Linked DNA regions of Homo sapiens: region 2 is linked to region 1. Evidence: read pairs that join two places in POLR2A ChIA-PET (ENCODE). Cell type or tissue: GM12878. All regions are shown on one strand. Each heading gives the region's core, and the rest is flanking DNA. Links, peaks and the distances in the headings are about the cores only.

Region 1 (6,472 bases), core at 1,376-5,375:
ATCTTCCTGCCTCAGACTCCCATGTAGCTGGGACCACAGGCACATACCACCACACCCAGCTGATTTAAGAAAAAAATTTTTGTAGAGACGGGGTGTTTGTTGCCAAGGCTGGTCCTCAAACTCCTGGCCTCCCACAGTGCAGGGATTACAGGTGTGAGCCCCCACACCAGGCCTGCTTCATTCCTTCTTATGACTGAATAATAGTCCTGTGGAGAGCTCATGTCTTACTCATTCCTCTGCTGATGAACAACAGGGGTGATTTCTGTCTTTTGGCTGTTGGGAATAGTGCTGCTGTGAACACTGGTGTGCGAGTGTCTGCTTAAGTCCTTTTATTTAGGGGGAGTGGAATTGTCAGGTCATGAGGTAACTCTGTTTATTTTGTGGAATTGCCAAACTGTTTTCTTTGCACTTCTTTTTACTCTTTTTTTTGAGACAAGGCCTTGCTCCGCTGCCTAGGCTGGATCTCGGCTCACTGCAGCCTCGATCTCCCAGGCTCAAGTTATCCTCCTACTTCATCCTCTTGAGTAGCCGGGACTATGCCACCACGCCACCATGCCCAGCTAATGTTGTTTTTTTTAAATTTTTTTGTAGAGATGGGGTCTCACTTTGTTGCCCAGGCTGGTGTTGGACTCCTTGGCTTAAGTGATCCTCCCACCTTGGCCTCCCACAGTGCCAAGATTCCAGGCGTGAGCCACTGTGCCCAGCCATGCCGAACTGTTTGCATAGCAGCTTCACCATTTTACATTCCCAGCAGCAATGTATGAGGGTTCCAGTTTTTCCACATCCCACACTTGTTATTTTCTGTTTCTTTAAATTGTAGCTATCAGCCTGGTGTGCTGGCTCACGCCTGTAATCCCAGCACTTTCGGAGGCCGAGGTGGCTGGATCGCTTGAGGTCAGGAGTTGGAGATCATCCTGGCCAACATGGCAAAACCCCATCTCTACTAAAAATACAAAAATTAGCTGGGCATGGTGGCAGACGCCTGTAATCCCAGCTACTTGGGGGGACTGAGGCAGGAGAATCGCTTCAACCTGGGAGGCAAAGGTTGCAGTGAGCTGAGGTCACACCCCTGCACTCCAGCCTAGGCGACAGAGCAAGACTCTGTCTCAGGGGAAAAAGAAAAAAAAAGGGTAACATGGTGATGTGAACTTTTGAAATTTTCTCTTTAGTATATAAGTTTAGTTTTGCTTTATAGTTGTGCATTCTCCAGCAGCGGTGGGAGTGGGGAGGGGATATTCTAAATGCCAAGGTGACCTGGCCCGCTGACCACAGAGCCCAAGGCCTTCCATGGAAACACCATCCACCCACTGTGTCTTACTTTCATACCCTCATCGTCCGGAAATGCAGTACAGCCTGTCCTGTCCAGCCTTGCCCCAGGTGACTGTGGTCACTATATTACATGCTCATCTGTGTCGTGTGTGTCTGTCATGAGCGTCTCAGGCCCATAAGGGCAGGGATGCTGCGGGCTCTGTCCCCTGAATATCTGCCCACAGGGTGCTGAGGATCCCTTGGCCTTCACTTTCTGCCCAGTCACCGACCTGTCACCCACACCTGTCTTTCCTCCTTGTTTTGTGACAATGAAAAAAGTTTTTCTGCTTCCTCAAAATTTATTTTCAGACAGGCGCAGTGACTCACGCCTGTAATTTCAGCACTTTAGGAGGCCAAGGCCACAGGATCACCTGAGGCCGGGAGCTCAAGAGGAGCCTGGCCAACGTGGTAAAACCCTGTCTCTACTAAAAATACAACAATTGGCCAAGTGCGGTGGCTAACGCCTGTAATCCCAGCACTTTGGGAGGCCGAGGAAGGTGGATCACCCGAGATCAGGAGTTTGGGACCAGCCTGGCCAACATGGTGAAACCCCGTCTCTACTAAAAATATAAAAATTAGCCAGGTTTGGTGCTATGCCTGTAATCCCAGCTACTCAAGAGGCTGAGGTGGGAGAATTGCTTGAACCTGGGAGGTGGAGGCTGCAGTGAGCCAAGATTGTGCCACTGCACTCCAGCCTAGGCAGCAGAGCAAGACCCCATCTCAAAAAAAAAAAAAAATAGCTGGGTGTGGTGGGCACCTGTAATCCCAGCTACTTGGGAGGCTGAGGCAGGAGAATCAGTTGAACCCGGGAAGAGGAGGCTGCAGTGAGCTGAAATTGCGCCACTGCACTCCGGCCTGGGTGACAGAGTGAGACTCCATCTTAAAAAGTTTGTTTTCTGTGTCATTTTATGGTGCGGAATCCAAGTTCCATTTTGTAAGAAACTGAAACTTTATGAAATGATTAGTTCCTTATATCATGAGTCATTGCAGAAAAAGTGAATTCTGTTGGGTTCTACAGCACAGGTGGGACGCGTGTCAGTGGCTTTGCCCACCTGTTACGGCCACCAGCGGGTTGGTCCTTGTCACCCAGACCCTCGCCACAGTCAGAAGTGGCTTGGCTTCACTGGTGACTTGCAGTGACACTCTGGAGAATCCACGATGCCCTGAGTCACCCTTTGCTTCTAGGACAGTGTTAGGCGGAAACACCCTTCACTGAGAGCCTGAGTTCCCGGAGACCTGGTTCCATGACAGCAGCTGGTCCTCCACGAGCCCTGGGGTGGAACTGCCTCCACTTCCCCTCTGGGAACAGAAGAGCCTGGTGCCGTCTCCTGGCAGGGATACTGCAGCTCACAGCTGGCTCTGTGGGATCATGTCCCCAAGGCTGACCGGTGATGTCAGCGCAGCTGCCCCTTTCCCAGGGACTGGGGTTGTCTGGTAGAGAGCCAGGCGGGGCTCTGTCTCCACTTATTGCCCAAGGTCCCTGGGTAACAGGGAGGGTGGGCTCAGGCCTCCCTGGCTGGGGGAGCGGGGGGGGCTGGGCTCCCTGCCCCCCCAAGGTGGTAAAAGGGGCCCCGCAGCTGGCAGGCCCCACACCTTCTGAGGCAGCGGCATGGCTTCCCTCTGGCTCCTCTCCTGCTTCTCCCTTGTGGGGGCCGCCTTTGGTGAGTGCTGGTGCCCGAGGGGTCTGTCCTGAGGGAGCCCTGAGCCTGGCTGAGAGGGGGATCTGAGTCCCCTGCTCTGCCCCCTGGGGCCTCATCCCCAGCACAGGTAACCTGAGGGCTCAGGAGAGGGTGCATTCTGGGGCTTTCTGAGCCCACACAACCTGCTCCAGGAGTGGGAAGGACGATGCTGGTCTCTGCCATGGTCTGAGGCTCCAGAAGTGGCTGGGGTGGGGGTGCCTTGTGCAGGGTAAGGTGTGGCCCCAGGAGACCTCCCAAGGCCTCCACCGGGGTTTTTATTGTGCTGGGTACTTGTCAAGCATTTTCTTCCTTTCTTTCTTTTTTTTTTTTCGAGACAGAATTTCACTCCTATTGCCGAGGCTGGAGTGCAATGGTGCAATCTCCACTTACTGCAACCTCCATCTCCTGGGTTCAAATGATCTTCCTGCCTCAGCTTCCCGAGCAGCTGGGACTACAGGCATGGACCACCAACCCTGGCTAATTTTTAGTAGAGACGGGCTTTCACCACGTTGGCCAGGCTGGTCTTGAACTCCTGACCTCAGGTGATGCCCCCGCCTCGGCCTCCCAAAGTGCTGGGATTACAGGCATGAGCTACTGTGCCCAGCCGTGTTTTCTATTTTTTAAAAGAGAAATAGTAAAAGAAAATACAGAAAAGAATATGACATCCTTGTATCTACTGTCAGAATTCAGCAAATCTTTTTGCACATTTGCTTCAGATATTTCTAAAACAGATTGTACTCAGGCTTCCCTTTTCTCCCTCCTTCCCTCTCTGGAATGTGAGCTTGATTCTGAACTTTCTATGAATAATTGCAGTGTGAGCTTATACAATTGTACTACATATTTTTATACATCTATACATAAGGTTTCAAAAAGGTTACATCAATGGAACGGTATTCTATCCTGTTTTTGGTTTTGGTTTTGGTTTTGGTTTTGAGACAGGGTCTCACTCTGTCACCCAGGCTGGAGTGCAGTAGTGTGAGTTTGCAGCCTCAAACTCAAGGGCTCGAGTGATCCTCCCACTATAGCCTCCCGAGTAGCTGGCGCTACAGGCACGCTAAGTTTAAAAACTTGTTTTGTTTTGTAGAGATGGAGGTTTTTTTTGTTATTTTTTTTTCTTTTCTTTGAGACAGAGTTTCACTCTTGTCACCCAGGCTGGAGTGCAGTGGCGTGATCTTGGCTCACTGCAACCTCCGCCTCCTGGGTTCAAGCATTTCTCCTGCCTCAGCCTACTGAGTAGCTGGGATTACAGGCATGCATCACCACACCTGGCTAATTTTTGTATTTTTAATAGAGATGGGGTTTCACCATATTGGTCAGGCTGGTCTTGAACTCCTAACCTCCAGTGATCCGCCCACCTCAGCCTCCCAAAGTGATGGGATTACAGGCGTGAGCCCCCATGCCCGACCTGGGGTCTTATTATGTTGTCCAGGCTGGTCTCGAAATCCTGTGCTCGAGTGATCTGCTCACCTCAACCTCCCAGGGTGCTGGATTACAGGTGTGAGCCACTGTGCCTGGCTGATGTAACTAATACTCCATTCTACCTCCATTCTACAACAATGTGCTTTTTCCCTACTCAAATCTTCTCACTTCCTGCATGTTGACGTGGAGTTTCAGCTCATTCACCTGCATTTTTATAATGCGTGCTCTGTTGTGTGAGTATGCCACCATCTAGTTCTCTTATTTATTTATTTATTTTTTTAGATGGAGTTTCACACTTGTCGCCCTGGCTGGAGTGCAGTGGCATGATTTCGGCTCACTGCAACCTCCACCTCCCAGGTTCAAGCATTTCTCCTGCCTCAGCCTCCTGAGTAGCTGGAACTACAGGCATGAGCCACCACCCCAGCTAATTTTTGTATTTTTAGTAGAGACAGGGTTTCATCATATTGGCCAGGCTGGTCTTGAACTCCTGACCTTGTGATCCACCTGCCTCGGCCTTCCAACGTGCTCTTTCTCATTTTTTTGCTATTACAATACCAGTTTTTGATGCTCTGAAACGTCAGGGAGGCACCTTGCCTGCCTGTGTTCCTGTGGGCAGGAGACGCAGGGGCTGCCTTGTAAGCAGGCGAATATGACCCCAGAAGGGGACAGCTGGTCTGAGGGACGCGGGTGTGCTCAAATGTAAAGCCCAGTTTGTTGGGTTGGCCCGCGCACAGGAGTCGAGAATCTGGTCCTGACATAGCAGAGGCATGGTGGGCGTGTGTGGAACACCTGACTATTTTCATTGTTTTGTTTTCTGCTTCCAATGTGCCATTTTATGGTGTGGAAGTAAAGTCCAGCTGTGTTTGTTTTGATTTTTTCTTGAGATGGAGTTTGGCTCTGTCACCCAGGCTGGAGTGCAGTGGCACGATCTCAGCTTACTGCAACCTCTGTCCCCCAGGTTCAAGCGATTCTCCTGCCTCAGCCTCCCAAGTAGCTGGGATTGTAGGCCTGTGCCACCATGCCCGGCTAATTTTTGTATTTTTAGTAGAGATGGGGTTTTACTATGTTGGCCAGGCTGGTCTTAAATTCCCAACCTCAGGTGATCCACCCCGCTTGGCCTCTCAAAGTGTTAGGATTACAGGCGTGAGCCACTGTGCTGGCCAAAGTCCAGTTTTATTAAATAAGAAACCAAGACCGGATATATGGGGGCTCATGCCTGTGATCTCAGCATGTTGGGAGATCAAGGCAATAGGATTGCTTCAGCCCGGGAATTTGAGGTTGCAAGGCTGGGCACGGTGGCTCACGCCTGTAATCCCAGCACTTTGGGAGGCCGAGGCGGGTGGATCACAAGGTCAGGAGATCGAGACCATCCTGGCTAACACGGTGAAACCCCGTCTCTACTAAAAATACAAAAATTAGCTGGGCTTGGTGGCGGGCACCTGTAGTCCCAGCTACTCGGGAGGCTGAGGCAGGAGAATGGCGTGAACCCAGGAGGCGGAGCTTGCAGTGAGCCAAGATTGTGCCACTGTACTCCAGCCTGGGCAACAGAGCAAGACTGTCTCAAAAAGAAAAAAAAAAAAAAAAAAAAAAGGAATTTGAGGTTGCAGTGGGCCATGATGACACCACGGCACTCCAGCCAGGGTGACAGAGCAAGACCCTAACTGGAAAAAAAAAAAAGAGAAACCCAAACTTTACACAATGTTTCCTGAAATTGTGGAATTCAACCTGCCCACCCAGGGTCCACGGTGCCATTTCACTCTCCCGTCTGCAAATTGTCAGAGCCCCAGATTCCTGGTGGACTTGGGGTTATCAGATTTTCTTCCCACTTCCCCTCTCGCCACCAGTCTAACAAAGGCACGTGGGCCAGTGGAGCTCACGTGGTTCTGCTGCCCTTTTTATAGCTGAGGACACCAAGGCCTGAGTGCTGCCCTGCCCGGTCTAGGGTCACACGGCAAGGAAAGTGTGTCCTCGAGGCTGAGCCCAGGCAGTCTTACAGCCCGGCCTGTTTTCTGCTTCTTCAGGCTGGACAGGCCCCAGGTAGGAGGAGACATGACGCTCTGCATCCT
Region 2 (5,069 bases), core at 1-4,000, 360 kb after region 1:
TTCAGGTGTTCTCTACAGCCACCTCCCAGCAACTTAGGCAGCAAGCCTTGGAGCTGCAGTGCTACTTGCGAGTTGTCAGGGCATCCAGCAAGCCTGTGCAGCTTAGCTGGATAGATGCATTAGAGCTGCCTCTGTGCTGCAGGATCCTCAGGCATCCTAGCAGTGGCCTGCTCAGTGCTGTGTATAGCTCAGGCCTCCAAATTCTGAGGGGGAAGTTTAACTTCTCAGAGGTTTATGGAATGTGTCCCAAACTGACACACCAGCCTTCTGCTAATAGACTCTCTGCTAGCAAGGGTCACATTTTGTCTCCCTGCACTTCCATTTGCATATCCATTTAATGGGACTTTACAAAAATGAGTTAATTTTTTTTAAGTCTGTTTGTGGCCCAGCTCATTTTGGCTGCAGGCCAAATTATTCTGACTCTGCATGTATGCAGTCAGATCCCGTAAGTGCTGTTTTCAAATCAGTCTTGCTTCATGGCACCCAGTGAAGCCTCAAAATTAGGTGCATGTTCAGCATTGAGCATTCAGTTACCAAGTTCCTTGCCCAAGGGGTATCCTGACTATAAGGACACAGTGCTACTGCCAACTAAGTTTCCACATGAGGTTGTGTGTCAGAAAAGGAGAAATTGTTGGATTCTTAAGTTCTTACGCACTGAGGCATCTAACTGTCAAATTACAAGATGGGAAGGAGAGAGCCCTAAGACCTTGCTACTCAGCATGTGATGCAGAGACTGGCAGCAGTCGCCTTACCTGGGAGCTTGATGTTCCGATGGTTGGTACCAACATTTGTATGAGAAGCACTGTTCTAAGGAAGATCTCTGCAGAAGGTACAAGGACTCTAATGTTAGGTCATCAGAGCAGATCTAGCTGTCTAATCACTTGGAGGCAGCAAAGCTTGGTGGTCTCCTAGTTTTGTGACCTGGAGTGAATTTAGAATCTCTGTGCCTCAGTTTTCCTATCTAGGAACTATGGATTATGGTACCATCTACCTCATGAGATTGTTTTGAGGATAAAGAGTTAATACATGTAATGTATAAGCAGTGCTTGGCACATGTGTTGCCATTATAGTTAGGATTTTTACTATCAGCTTCTGTAGCTACTAGGGCACTGCTTAAACAAATTAATGAACCCAAGTTTTACTTAAAAGACAATGGAATCTAAAGCCAGAAAGGAATGAAAGCCACATGATTGTGGGCCTCCTGTCCTGCCAAGAGTCAGGGCTCAGAGTCTCACGACCTGCCTTCAACAGTAGCGGTCCAGTGGTTATTGTTCACCCTGGATAGCATACACAGGCCCGGGGGTGGGCTGCTGGTGTTTACGAAGCTCTTCAAATGTTTCTAATGTAGCAGCGGGATTTAGAATCATTGTACTAGGGCTTCTAACTTGCTAGGAAAAGAGCAGAACTTAGTCTGTTTGGAACCAAACTTGACAGAGACACTATGGGGCGACTCTGAATTGCACACAATGTCTGCTACTGCATCTAAACCCATCTGGTAGTGGCAGCGGGGAGATGTTACGACAGTTGTCATCAAGATCACCCTGGACACTTGGACAAATGGGGTAAAGAGTTGTGGCAGTAGCTGTAGTTGTTTTCCCATTAGCCTCATTCTGAGGAGTTTCAGAGAAAAATGGGGTTACTCTCTGGGCATTCTCAACCACCAGGGTAAAAATCTTGGGAGACTCAGCTACATGTTCAAGCCCTTCTGCTAGTTTCTGGCTTGTCATTTCACTTCCTGGCTTGTCACTCTACTTCCTAATCACATAGCTTTTAAAGATGACCCTCCCTTCTCCCCCCCAACAAAAGGTCAGGCATTTCCCTTTGCAACCTGGCTGCATATGGAATCATTTTTGGCATTTAAAAATATACTGATGAGGCCGGACACGGTGGCTCACCTGAGGTCAGGAGTTCAAGACCAGCCTGGCCAACATGGTGAAATCCCACCTCTACTAAAAACAAAAACAAAAACAAATTAGCCAGGCGTGGTGGCATGCACCTGTAATCCCAGCTACTTGGGAGGCTAAGACATGAGACTTGTTTGAACCGGAAGGTGGAGGTTGCAGTGAACCGAGATCCTGCTACTGTACTCCAGCCCAAGCGACAGAGCAAGACTCTGTCTTTACAAAACAAAACAAAACATAGTGATGATTTCATTGGTCTGGGGTAGGGCTTGGGCACAGAGATGTTTTTAAAGCTCTCTTTAAAGTAAGATTCTGATGTGCAGCCAAGGCTGAGACCCACGGCTGCAGGCGTTGTTCCTCCCTCTACCCACTGCCCCCTAAGTCTTGTTCTGGGGCAGTGCTGTCAGTAGAAATGGATGCAAGCCACATATGTAATTTAAGAATTTTCTAGTAGCCACATTAAAAAAATAAAAACAGTTGAAATTAATTTTTTTTTTTTTGAGACAGAGTTTTGCTCTTGTTGCCCAGGCTGCAGTACAATGGCACGATCTTGGCTCACTGCAACCTCCACCTCCCAGGTTAAAGCGATTCTCCGGCCTCAGCTTCCCGAGTAGCTGGGATGACAGGCGTGCACTACCATGCCTGGATACTTTTTTTGACAGAGTCTCGCTCTGTCGCCCAGGCTGGAGTGCAGTGGCACGATCTCGGCTCACTGCAAGCTCCGCCTCCCAGGCTCACGCCATTCTCCTGCCTCAGCCTCCTGAATAGCTGGGACCACAGGTGCCCGCCACCACGCCCAGCTAATTTTTTGTATTTTTTAGTAGAGACGGGGTTTCACCGTTGTTAGCCAGGATGGTCTCAATCTCCTGACCTTGTGATCCACCCGCCTCGGCCTCCCAAACTGCTGGGATTACAGGTGTGAGCCACCGCGCCCGGCTTACTTTTGTATTTTTAGTAGAGACAGGGTTTCACTATGTTGGTCAGGCTGGTCTTGAACTCCCGACCTCAGGTGATCCACTTAATATATTTTATTTGACCCAGTATATCCATAATTTTATCATTTCAACATGTAATCAAAATTGAGCTATTTTGCTGCATTTTCATACTAAGTCTGAAGCCTTGTTTATGTTTTACACTGCACATCCCAATTCACACGAGCCAGACTTTCAAGTGCTGAATGTAGCTAGTGGCTGCTGTGGCAGTGATACAGGACATTTCAATCAGAGCAGAGATTTCTATTGAACAGTTCTGTTCCAGGGAGTCCTTATTTTACAAATTCCAGGCTAAGAGGTCCTCACAGGGAGCACCGTTTTTATTGTACAAGATGCTGATGACAGGTTCTTTCATATTCAAATTCAGACCTCCCCCACATTGTTACTTAATAATTCTCATCTACCCACACAGCCATCCGAGCTAAGCTTGCAAATGGGGCAGGAAGAACAGGAAAAAAACTCAAAACCTCCCCCTTCATAAATGTGGTATTTGTCCATGTTTACATGGAGGTTCCACTCAGCCCTTGAGGAGCAAAGCAGCAAGTGGGGCAGTCACTGTTTCCTCAGGTTGAGGCCTTGGACTCCTTATCTTCCCCACTGGCTCTTGGTTTATGAGTTCCCCTTTTAAGGATCTGTTGTGACTTACCTATCTGGGCTAGTGACCTCAGATGTCTCAGACTGAGCATCTTACCACTGTTTCTGGTTGATCCCTTCACTCATGGTCTTAACACATTTGCACTTCCTCTCATCTCAGAGAGTACAGTCACGGGGCAGAGCTTGCATAGGGATCCAGGTGTTACTAGTCTTACTCTGGAGCTGGTCCAACTCAGTTTCATGGCACAGAACTAGATTAGGTCTCCACTGCGCAGTCTGTTTTACTGCTTAGGGAAAGCCAGCTTTTCTACCCACACACGTTTAGTTTGAAGAGTATCTATTTTTGGAGGGTTCTTTGGGAGGTTGGGCAGGCTTCTTTGGATCCCAGATACATTTAGAGCTTTTTGCATTAAGTGTGAGGAAAATAACTTCTCTTTGATGATGTTGATACACCATGTGGGCACCCTGGGGCACAGCGGTTTAGCTGGGGAGATTCCATGAGAATGAACCCAAACTACTCTTCTTTGCTAGGGTCCTTTACCCACACAGAGGTGAGCCTTTCAGGTTCTTCATTTTGCTTAGTTTCTTCCCTTGTCCTTGGCATTTAAGAGGCATCCATGTGTTAGCCAGCCAAAGCCCCCTGAAGGAGCTGGCTGCTTTAAAGGATTTACTTGGGAGGATGTCAAATGGCTTTGCCTTCTGCAGACTTCATTTATTTTAATCTTTTTATGGCTCCTTTCTCTTGCTTTAAAACAGGATTATAAGCACACAGCAGGTACTGACACCTGAAGTCTTACTAAATTCCTGTCCTCAGGCCATCCTTTTTCTCCTGAAACCTGGACTCCAATTTTCAATGACGTTTTTGTTTTTCTCTTTCAAGCCTAACTATGGGACAGCTTTACGAGAAGGAAAAAGATGAAGATGGATTCTTATATGTGGCCTACAGCGGAGAGAACACTTTTGGCTTCTGAGGGCCATTGCTGGGCTAGGTGCACCGTAACTGCTTGTGTATCTTGTAAATAGCCAGCCATTTTCAGTTATTATACCAGAACCTCTTCACATAGACCTATTAGTGCATTTGTAACTGGATTTATTTCTTAATATATTGGAAGGTTTTGTTTCCTTAGACTAGTAAATTATCATACAGAGTTTTATTTTGAGTTTTTCTTTTTGTGCATTGTCCTCATGCCTGTATTCTCCAGGAAACTTGTCCTTCTGGAAATCATATTGAATGATATTTCTATATCGAAGTGAGGTAGGTGCGGTATTAAAGTGAAAGGGAAGGTGATGCATTTATTCTGGGTTATGCTTGAAGTGTTAGATGGCTAAGTATTAAAATTATCCAAATTAAATCCTTAGCAGTCAGAACACTTGCTTCACTAGAATATGCCAACTGCCAATCATGTTGGACTGAGCTAATTTGTTCCTCTTTCTGAAACTATTAAGGTAAATAATTAACAATAAAAATTCTCTTATAAAGGCATTGTACTGTGGCCATGTCCTTTATTCACCCGCATTTGGATGGGCCAGAGAAGTGGCTCCTACATCTGCCAGACCAGGAAGAGGGCTTGTGGAGGTCATG

The links. Peaks named below come from ENCODE experiments on the same cell type or tissue, not always from the same donor. Only the 100,000 strongest peaks of a DNase experiment are listed, where the experiment ranks them.
Region 2: POLR2A ChIA-PET joins it to region 1 with 7 read pairs; 2 of 35 experiments call an interaction of 5 or more read pairs at or near these places.

What each region holds. Positions count from the first base shown.
Region 1 is chr16:75,216,091-75,222,562 of GRCh38, forward strand. CTRB1 (chymotrypsinogen B1) reads left to right here and starts at 2,898. Exons shown (of 7, transcript NM_001906.6): 1 at 2,898-2,969. The coding sequence starts at 2,918. RefSeq lists an enhancer at 2,436-2,515. In GM12878, for the core only: no CTCF peak of the experiment used is centred there; no DNase peak of the experiment used is centred there; H3K27ac peaks cover 511 bases.
Region 2 is chr16:75,572,912-75,577,980 of GRCh38, forward strand. It overlaps GABARAPL2 (GABA type A receptor associated protein like 2), which reads left to right. Exons shown (of 4, transcript NM_007285.7): 4 at 4,368-4,970. The coding sequence ends at 4,458. Among named protein-coding and RNA genes, the nearest start is that of GABARAPL2, 9.1 kb to the left of the region's middle. RefSeq lists a silencer at 3,533-3,612. In GM12878, for the core only: no CTCF peak of the experiment used is centred there; no DNase peak of the experiment used is centred there; H3K27ac peaks cover 2,192 bases.